Regions from separate parts of the Homo sapiens genome. Here region 2 is linked to region 1. The links are chromatin loops, found by intact Hi-C in ENCODE. Cell type or tissue: dorsolateral prefrontal cortex. All regions are shown on one strand.

Evidence for each region. Hi-C counts contacts between places; a loop is a spot of excess contacts. Peaks named below come from ENCODE experiments on the same cell type or tissue, not always from the same donor. Only the 100,000 strongest peaks of a DNase experiment are listed, where the experiment ranks them.
Region 2: a loop joins it to region 1, with 3 times the contacts of the local background. A loop is called at or near these places in 14 of 110 quality-filtered maps.

The regions. Positions count from the first base shown.
Region 1 is chr10:84,262,224-84,267,223 of GRCh38, forward strand. No RefSeq gene overlaps it. Among named protein-coding and RNA genes, the nearest start is that of LINC00858, 15 kb to the right of the region's middle. RefSeq lists a silencer at 2,478-2,627. In dorsolateral prefrontal cortex, CTCF peaks have their summits at 2,540 (motif pointing right) and 2,740; a DNase peak (open chromatin) is centred at 2,558; H3K27ac peaks cover 783 bases.
Region 2 is chr10:84,427,687-84,432,686 of GRCh38, forward strand. The region is part of intron 5 of CCSER2 (coiled-coil serine rich protein 2); the gene reads left to right. Among named protein-coding and RNA genes, the nearest start is that of CCSER2, 100 kb to the left of the region's middle. In dorsolateral prefrontal cortex, a CTCF peak has its summit at 2,414 (motif pointing right); a DNase peak (open chromatin) is centred at 2,435.

The sequences.
Region 1 (5,000 bases):
CTGAGTTTGCTGAGCGTCATTCCCCACCAGCCTTCCTCTCCTGCCTCCCTCCTAGGCTCCTCTGGAGCAACTGCTCACCCTTTCCTGGGCACCCCTTGGTCTTTTTTCTCCATTCACTTGTGACCCCTTAATGCCACCCCCTGCAGACACAATGAATTTTAGGGGGACACACCAACAAGGTCCCCCCGCCCATGTTAGTCATCACTAGCACCACAGTGCTCTCTCCAAGTTCCGTGCAGCCCTGGAGAACTGGGGCCACATTGTGGAAAGGGGAACAAGAGCAAGGTGAGAAGACTGAGTCTGGAGAAGTCAGGAAGGAAGAAAGAAGGGTGAAAATAGCAGAGACTGTGCTAGAGCCTCATCTGCAGAGCTCGAGGGCTCAGGGCATCTTCACTGGAGGCCCGGGGAACCAGCCTAACTTCTCCTGCCCTGGCCTCTAGCCACACTCTACACTAAAGACCACATTGATATGCAGACACACAGACTGGACTTGGAAGAGGCCACCAGGAGGTGGACGTCCAGAACCAGCAAGCATCAAGCACCAGAAAATGTCACCTCCAGCAATCACTTCCTCATTTGTAAGCCAGCATCCATTTGACCCCCTGAATCCCTGTCTGTGTCACTTAGTTCTGACATATTCACCTATCCATCCAATACGTATCTACTGAACAGCTGCTGTGTGTCAGACACGTGCTCGATGCGACGACGCAGTACCAAGATCCTTTCCAGATACTGCCAGAAAATGTCCACTGCCTCTTTGTCTCTTCGTTACATTTGTGAGTAAAATACAGGTGTTAACAATAGCTAGGAAATCAAAGATAGAAATTACGGTACAGCCATGTCCAAGTAAGTGAAATCAGGTATAATAATAAGGTTATCAAGATAGCCCAGAAATTTCCTTCAGAATCTCTGCAAGTCCTTATCACAAAACTAAACAGTTATCCCTGGCTCTAGATAAATTAAGCGTGCACTCTATGCTTCATTGTGTACTTGATTTAATTGTATTTCAAGAGAATTATCCCCCACTGAATTTCAATGTGTAGCCAATTTTAGCCCCATTCTGGATTTTTAAAATTTTCTGTTTGACTTGGAAATCACCATTTTTTTTCTTTTGTTTCTCTATTTTTTTAAAACCACATAGTCCTATGTAAGAAAACCACCATGATTTCTAAGAACAGTTTTCCCTAAATTGGCATCCACAGAGGAAGGCCCCATAACATGCACTCCTGTAGTGTGACCAGGCCTTGCCATCCCCTCGCTGGGTAACCTTGGGAGTCAAGACCCCCTCTGGCCCATCCCCTCTATCATCTCAGTCCCCCAGGGCTCTGACACAGGCAGAAGATTCTCAAACACTATCGAATTTTTTTTCTCCAAACTAGATGTTTGTGGTGGACTGAATGTTTGTGTCCCCTGAAATACCTATGTTGAAACCCAGTACAGTTAAATGAGGTCATAAGAGCGGAGCCCTGATCCCATAGGATTGTGTCCTTATGAGAAGAGACACCGGAGAGCCTGAGCTCCCTCTTCTCCCACCCCAAGCATATGTCCAGGAAAGACCATGTGAGCTCACTGTGAAAAGTTGGCCCAGCCCAAGGAGAGAGCCCTTACCAGACACCAACACTGCCGGCAACTTGATCTCCGACTTCCAGCCTCCAGAAATGTGCAAAATAAATTTCTGTTGCTTAAGCCACCCAGTCTATGTATTTTGTTACAGCCGCTTTAACAAACTAATACAGTGTTACATCAAAGCTCATCATTGAAACAGATGATAATGGAGGGGACCAACAGCCCAACTGGTGCCCCCAGCCCAGGAACACCCAGTGCCACTTCTGCAGAACCCGGGGATTGTAAAAATCCCATTTAAAAGTTATAAAATTTGGCTTCTAAGATCCCCTCCCACTCTAAGATCCATTGATTCTAGAATGTATTTGAGTTCTTTCACAAAGAAATGTAAGTACCGTAGAATATTATCACCCACCTCATCCTCTTGCTGGGAAAGATGGCTCTGCCTATTGCCAAATGGACTTGACATCACAAATAAAGTAGAAAGTTGTAACCAAGGTAAAGGATTGGCCCCTTCCGGAGACCTTCACTGGCACAATTTTCCTGGGGAGGGAAAGGGCTGTGCATTTGATTGTCTAGCAAGAAAGTAGATACCAACTAGATACTGCCTGAACTATACAGTATCTATATTCCCTGTTAAAGGGAAAAGGGATCCCACAAATTTTCTATATAGATAAATAAATTCATTGGCAAAGAAGTTGGCCTAATTTATTCATATCTTTCTTTTTGCCTCATAATTAATAGAATTTCTGCTGTTCTCCCTGTCAGAGATACTCCTGGTCCAATTCTCTCAAATACAAGCTCACTCTCCTTCCCACCACAACTGTCTCCCTTCTTGTGTTCCCTGTGTATGTAAATATCACTATTATCTGTCCTGTCATCTAAGGTAAATGAAGAGAGAAGGGAAAAGCAGAGATCCGACATGCATAAATACTCGCACTGGGCAGAATGTGAGGGTGGCGCAGTGCTCAGCAGGTACCACAAGGTGGCAGTGCCCTCTCAATGATCAGTACATCCTGAGCTGCCAGCCCTGATGGTAGTGCCTCTCCGCAGAGCCTGGGGGTCTCCTGCTGAGGCCGCGTGGGTGGGTTATTGATTCCTGCAGGATTTCCGACACGTTTTCCTTTGCCTGCTCGTGATACAGACGAAACCTGACACTTAACTGTTTCTACCTCAAATGATGACATGATTCCACATCTCTCTCTTTCTTAAAGGAAACACAGTGTCATGCACGTTGGCCAGAGGAGTCTTTGATGGCCCCATGGAGTCAGTCCCTTTTCTCTGTCTATAGAACAGCCATTGAATGTCTAGCCAAATGGAGGCCTCCAAAGCCCTGCACACCACAGCATTTTGATAAGAGGTCTGGGCCTGGGTTTTGTCTTTGTCTGACTGATAAGTCAGGGCAGTCCCTGGATTTCTCCAACCTGGGACTGTTCATCTGAAAAGTGGTGGTGATTAGCCCTCATGCTGTGATCATAGGTGGAAGAACACTGCAAACTATGGGGTGTGGGGCAGGAGGGTTCGGAGAAGCACCCCACTCCTCAGGCAGAGGCACAATAAATGACATTTGGCAATTGTGGGCAATGTTTCTAAGGTAACGAGGGCTGGGAAAGCACTGGGTGAAGGCCAGAGATATAATCCTTAAGTCTTCCCTCTGTTCTCGGTTGAGGTAACTTGCTGCTCCTCTCTTAAGCTGCTCCTTGGCCCCAACATCACACACCTGCTCTTCCCTCCATCCACCTGGCAGCTCTCACAATGGCCTCCATTATCCCCTGCACAGCATCCTCAGCTCAGCTGCCCTGCCCTCTGCAGCTGTCCAACACATGCACCGCCTTCGCCTTCTAGATCACAGCCAGCTTGGCAGATTGGAAAGGGCTCAGCTTTGGGTGTTGGAAATCCCTGGGCATGAATCCAGGATTTACCATTTATTCAATGTGACAAAGATTCTCTGCTTGACCAAACTCGAGTCAGGCTCTTGAACCTTCTTCTAGGCCCATCTCTGAACTTCCTTGTAACACCCAGTTGTAGCAAAGAACCCTATTAAGTTAGTTTAGCAAGAACCATCAGCCCTGGATATCTGATCAGGTTCCTCAGCCTGCACCATCCCCCAGGTGATTTCTGATCACCCTGGCCTGTCTTCAGCAAGAATCTTGTTCGATAGGTTTAGCCAGAATCCCTTTTATTCTTGATGTTTCATCTTAGTAATTTTCCATCCAGCAAACCACACCCTGCTCCTGGGCTATCGTTTCCGACTTGTCCATCTCTCTCACCCATTGCAACATTCCATTGCAGCTGTCCCTACACCTATAGCGATGGTCCTGAATAAAGTCTTTACCATGCTTTCACAAGTGTCATCGAATAGTATTTTTTAACAAATGTCTAAGCAAGTTCGAGCAAATTTTTTATCTCTGAGTTTGTTCCACATCCACAAGAATGGACTCATTTGGGTGGCATACTTTAAAGCACATGGTACCCGGTAGGTGCTCAATAGATATTAGATATGTTCCATCAGGGACTTCATCATCTACTCTTTGCTGTCACTCAAGAAAAGGGTGTGTAGGAGAATTGTGATAATTGACTGGCGATTACACACCACAAGTGTCCCAACTACTCCCTCATTTAATCCCCACAACATCCTCACAAGCACAGTTCTCAACTTCGTTTGCAAATTTGAATCACCTGGTTCCTGGTGACTCAATGTGTTATCCCTGCACTGGAAGCCCCAACCTCATTTGGGAGCTTGTTCGAAATGTCTCAGGGTTGGGCGTGGTGGCTCATGCCTGTAATCCCAGCACTTTGGGAGGCTGAGATGGAAGGATCACTTGAGTCCAAGAGCTGGACACCAGCCGGGGCAACATAGTGAGCCCTTGTCTCTGTAAATACATACATACACACATACATACATACATACATACATACATACATACATACATACATAAAATAAAAATTTTTTAAAAAGAAATGTCTCAGGCCCTCAAGTCTCAGGGCCCAGCTCAGAACTCCTTAATCCAAATCTTCATTTTAACGACCCCTAGAGTTGGTTTGTGTGCACCTTAAAACTTGAGAAGCCCCAGAGAGCCTTACAGATTATAGCTGTCTAGGTCCCTGGCACAGAGATTCTGATGTGGTAGGTTTAAAGGGCTGGCTGGCTTGGGCTTTTTAAGCTCCCAGGTGATTCTGATATGCAGCCATGAGTGAGAACCACCACTTTTGGGGAGTGGTATGAACAGTTCTGTTTCATGAAGAGTGATTTAACTGAGATTTACTCTGAGTTATCTCTGAGGCCATTGTTTGCTGTTTTATATTAATATATATTTCTCTCTAGGTGTTCATTCTTCTTCACTTGCTCTTGTTCTATGGCTTGCTCTCATCTTTCTCTTACTAATTCTCCCAAATTCCAAAGACCATAGGCCAGCAGGAGAGCCTCAGCCCAAGGC
Region 2 (5,000 bases), 170 kb after region 1:
TTCCTCTCTTCTTTTCTGCCCAGACCTCCTTTTTTTCTACACCTTTTGATATGCTATCTGGAATTCTCTCATATCCTAGCAAACTCACATTCTTCATCTCTTCACCTACATTCTCCTAATCATAACTGAAACCTAGCTCTTTCCCAAATATACTACTTCCCCAGTAACATTTTTACACCAAAGATTCTTATTTTCCAGTCACCCTAATACTTCACTGTTTAGAGATGGGGTTTTTGTCCTCATTTCTCATTGTCACTTCTAAAGGAAGTGATTGTAAGTCCCATTTTTTGAGACTTAGGGCATTTGGCTGTATCAACTCTTCTTTACTGGTTCCTACCTGGAGCTTACAAAAGGCTTGGCCCTTAGCCCACTTTCCCTCTTTATTATAAGCTTTGCTGCAGTCCTGAGTGGCTGCAGTGTTCATGTACATGAGTCATTTAACCCTCTGTTTGCTTAGTCCTGTAGGACAGTGGTCTCCAACCTTTTTGGCACCAAGGACCAGTCTCCTGGAAGACAAATTTTCCACAGGCCATGGGTGGGAGGTTGGGGGATGGTTTTGGGATTGGGATGAAACTCTTCCACCTCAAATCATCAGGCATTAGTTAGATTCTCATAAGGGGTGTTCAACCTAGATCCCTTGCATGCGCAGCTCACGATAGGGTTCGTGCTCCTATGAGAATCTAATGCTGCCGCTGATACGACAGGAGGTGGAGCTCCTGTCAGATAAGCAGGAATGCTTACATGCATGCCCTCTGCTTACCTCCTGCTGTGTGGCCTGGCTCCTAACAGACCACAGACTGGTACTGGTCCCTGGTTAGGGGCTTGGGCACCCCAGCTGTGGGATTTTCTATATACAAGATATGTTATCTGCAAATAGTTTTTACCTTTTCCTTTCCATTTTGGATAAAAATGTCTTTTTATCTTTTGCATAATTGCTATGGCTACAACCTCTGTTGAGTAGAAGTGGTGAAAGCCAATAGGTGTGTCTTGTTTCTGATATGGGGGGAAAATAAATATTTTAAATATTTTATTGTTAATGTGATGTTAGCTGTGGATTTTAAAAGATACTTTCTATCAGTTTGAAGTTCCCTTCCATTCATGGATAGTTGAGTGTTTTTATCATGAAAGGGTGTTGGATTTTGTCAATTACTTTTTCTGTGTCTATGGAGATAATCTTTTTTTTCCGCTTTCATTCTACTAATGTGGAGTAATACTTTGGTATGTTGCGTGTTGTGTTGGTATGTTGTGTGATTCAGTTTGCTAGTATTTTGTTGAAGATTTTTTTTGTGTGTGTATGTGTATATATATATATATATATATATATATATACACACTTAAGAAATACTGGTCTGTAGTTTTGTTTTGTTTTTCTTCTTGAGATATCCTTGTCTTGTTTTGATATCAGGACCACACAGATTGAATTGGGAAGTATTCCTTTCACTTCTACTTTTGGGAAGAGTTTGTGAAGGATTTTTGTGAATTCTTCTTTGAATGTTTTGTAGTATTGACCAGTGGAGTTATTTGGGCCTGGGCTTTTCTTTGTGGCAGTTTTTTGGATTGCTAATTTAATTTTTATAGATATTCTGTAGATGTCTTTTTGGTCTTGTTGGTTTATAATGTTGCTTAAATCTTCTGCTTCTCATATATCTCTAATTGTTCTGTCCATTATTGAAAGTGAGGTGTTCAAGTCTCCAACTTCACTATATATTGTAGGGAAGGTGTGTTAGCAATAAATTCTCTGTTTTTGTTTATCTGGGAATGTCTTAATTTCTCTTTTATTTTGAAGGATAGTTTTGCCAGATGTAGACTTCTTGGTTGGCAGTGTTCCTTGTAATATTTCAACTCCCATGCTTTCTGATGAGAAATCGGCTGTTAATGTTACTGAGCGTGTCTTCCACATGATGAGTCCCCCCGCCCTGCCACCACCACCCCCCCCAGCTTTTTTTCTGCATTAAGGATTTTCACTTTTTCTTTGGCTTTCAACAGTTAAATTATAATGCGCCTCTCTTTTAGTTTATCATATCTGTAGTTTGTTGAGCCTCCTAGATATACAGATTAATGTTTTTCATCAAATTTGGGACATGTTTGGTCATTAGTTACGTTCTTTCTGCCCCTCCCCACTTCGCTCTGGCCACTTAACTACGGGAATGTATGAGCATCATTCCTTGCTTGTCACAAAAAATTTGAAAAAAAAAAAATACAAATAATGTGAAAACTACTTAAATCAGATTTCTCCCTGGCCAGGATTTGTTGTTGTGTTTTTTTGTGGTTGTTTACTGACTTTTCTAGACAGATTCTGTAAAAAGTCTGTATTTTAAAAAAATATTTGACGTCTTTGCTTGGTTTGATTAGTGGTCAGCTAATGGTTGGATGGAGATTTCATTGAATGCCTTGAACTAGTAAGTCTCCCAGCCTCCACCAGGGGGCTCTGTGTGTTTGCTTAGGCACACCTGCAGTCCCTGTAAGTAGTTTGCAGCTTAGGCACACCTGCAGTCCTGTAAGTAGTTTGCAGCTCTGCCTTGGCCTTCACTTCCTGCTTGTTTAGAGTTTCAAAGTCAGCCAAAGGTGGAAGATTAGGGGATTCTCTGGTATTTCCTTGGCATGTACATACACAGCCTATACATGTATATGTTCTTCTCTATTCCCAAGACTATATTGGAGCATTTCAAAGCCTCTTGTGGACATTTCTTTCCTCAGGTTTTCCTTTTATGATTTTTGGTCAGCTTCTTGTTTGTCCCAATTGATATTGCCATTTCAGGCAGCTGAGATTTTAAGCAGTGCACTAGGGATAAGGGAATTACCGAACAAGCTTTGAATCAGCTCAAACCAACTCCTGAGAATGGGCTTTTTCTAGGGAGCGGCCAGGGAGATCAAATCATAGCAGTTCTTTGGGAGTGGTGCTTTTTGGAGAGTTCTAAACCCATTTTGTCCCCCAATCTCTAGTGACTGCTGGATTTCATAGCTGCCATGCTTGTTGTAATGCTTTTGGTTCTCAAGCTACCACAAAGGTAAGGAGATGGGTGTGGCTATTGGATAAATTAAAATGCCACAGAGCTTGCTGTTTCTTTGAGATTCAGCAGTTTTTATTGATTAAATGCTCCTTAGTTGTTGCAAGCATTTGGCTGATTTCTAGAGTTCTGAAAAAGTTGATTTTGACAAATTTGCCAGTGTTCTTAGTGCTTTAATGGAGGAATGGAGTTTTAGAAATCTCTGTTATTCTGGCAGTGTTTCTCTTCATTTGTCATGCTTTATTTTTCTTTCTTTCCTTTTAACTAATAGATTTTATTTTTTAGAGCAGCTTTGGGTTTACAGAAAAATTGAGCAAAAATAGAGTTCTCATATGCTTTCTCACCTTCCATTAGATACAGTTTCTCCTATGATTAACATCTTGCATGATTGTATTATAATTGATGAGTCAATATTGATATTTTATTATTAACTAAAATTCATAGTTTATATTAGGGTTCACTCTGTTTTGTATATCCTATGGGCCTTGACAAATGTATAATGCCATACCATTACAGTATCATACAGAATAGTTTCACTACCCTTCAAATTCTGTGTGTTCCACTTATTCATCCCTCCCTTCTTTTCCTGAACTCCTGGTAAATACTGATCTTTTTGCTGTTTCTACAGTTTTGCCTTTTCCAGAATGCCAGAGAGCTATAATCAGATAGTAGATAGTCTTTTCAGATTGGCTTCTTTCACTTACCAAAATACATGTAAGGTTCCTCTATATATTTTTGTGGCATCTCATTTAAAAAAAAAAATTAGCCAGGTGCAGTGGCTCATGCCTGCAGTCTCAGCACTTTGAGAGGCCAAGGCAGGAGGATAGCTTGAGTTCAGGAGTTCAGGAACAGCCTGGGCACATATTGAGTCCTCGTTTTGACAAAAAAATCAAAAAAATTAGCTGGGCGTGGTGGCACGTGTCTATAGTCCCATCTACTTGGGAGGCTGAGGTGGGGGGATCACTTGAGCCCAGGAGGTTGAGGCTGCAGTGAGCCGAGATCACCCCACTCTCCAGCCTGGACAACAGAGAGAGACCCTGTCTCAAAAAAAATTACTGAATAATATTTTGTTGTATGGCTGTACTACAGTTTGTTTATTCATTTACTTACTGAAAAACATCTTGGTTGCTTCCAAGTTTTAACAATTATTAATAAAACTGCTGTAAACATTTATATACAGATTTTTGCACGGGCGTACATTTTTCACCTCATTTTGGTAAATATCAAGGAGCACTATTGCTGGGTCATATGGGAAGCATATGTTTAATTTGGTAGGAAACTGCCAAACTGTCTTCCAAAGTTGCTTTACCCTTTTGCGTTTCCACCAGCAATGAATGAGAACTTCTGTTGCTGCTCCATATCCTCATCAGCATTTGGTACTATGCTTTGGACATTAACTATTAGGTATGTAGTGGTATTTCAATGTTGTTTTAATTTGCAGTTCCCTAATGATAAATGATGTTGAACATTTTCTCACATGCTTATTTGCCATCTGTATATCTTCTTTGGTGATGTGTCTGTTCAGATCTTTGCTTATTTTTATTTTATTTTTTATAATTTCAACTTTTACTTTAGATTCAGTGGGTACATACGCAGGTTTGTATCACATATACATGGATATATTATGTGATACTGAGGTTTGGGATACAGATGATCCCATCACCCAGGTAGTGAGCATAGTACCCAACAATTTTTCAGCCCTTGCTCCTCTTTCCCTCCCCTGTCTAGTAGTCCCCAGCGTCTGTGTTACCATTGTTATGTCTGTGAGTACAATGTTTAGCTCCCACTTATAAGTGAGAACATGTGGTATTTGGTTTTCTCTTCCAGCGTTAATTCGCTTAGAATAATGGCCTCTAGCTATTTGCCCATTTTAAAATTGGGTTGTTTATTCTCTTGTTGAGTTTTAAGAGTTCTTTGTATATTTTAGATACCAATCCTTTATCAGATATATGTTTTGCAAATAATTTTTTCCAGTCGGTGGCTTATTCTCTT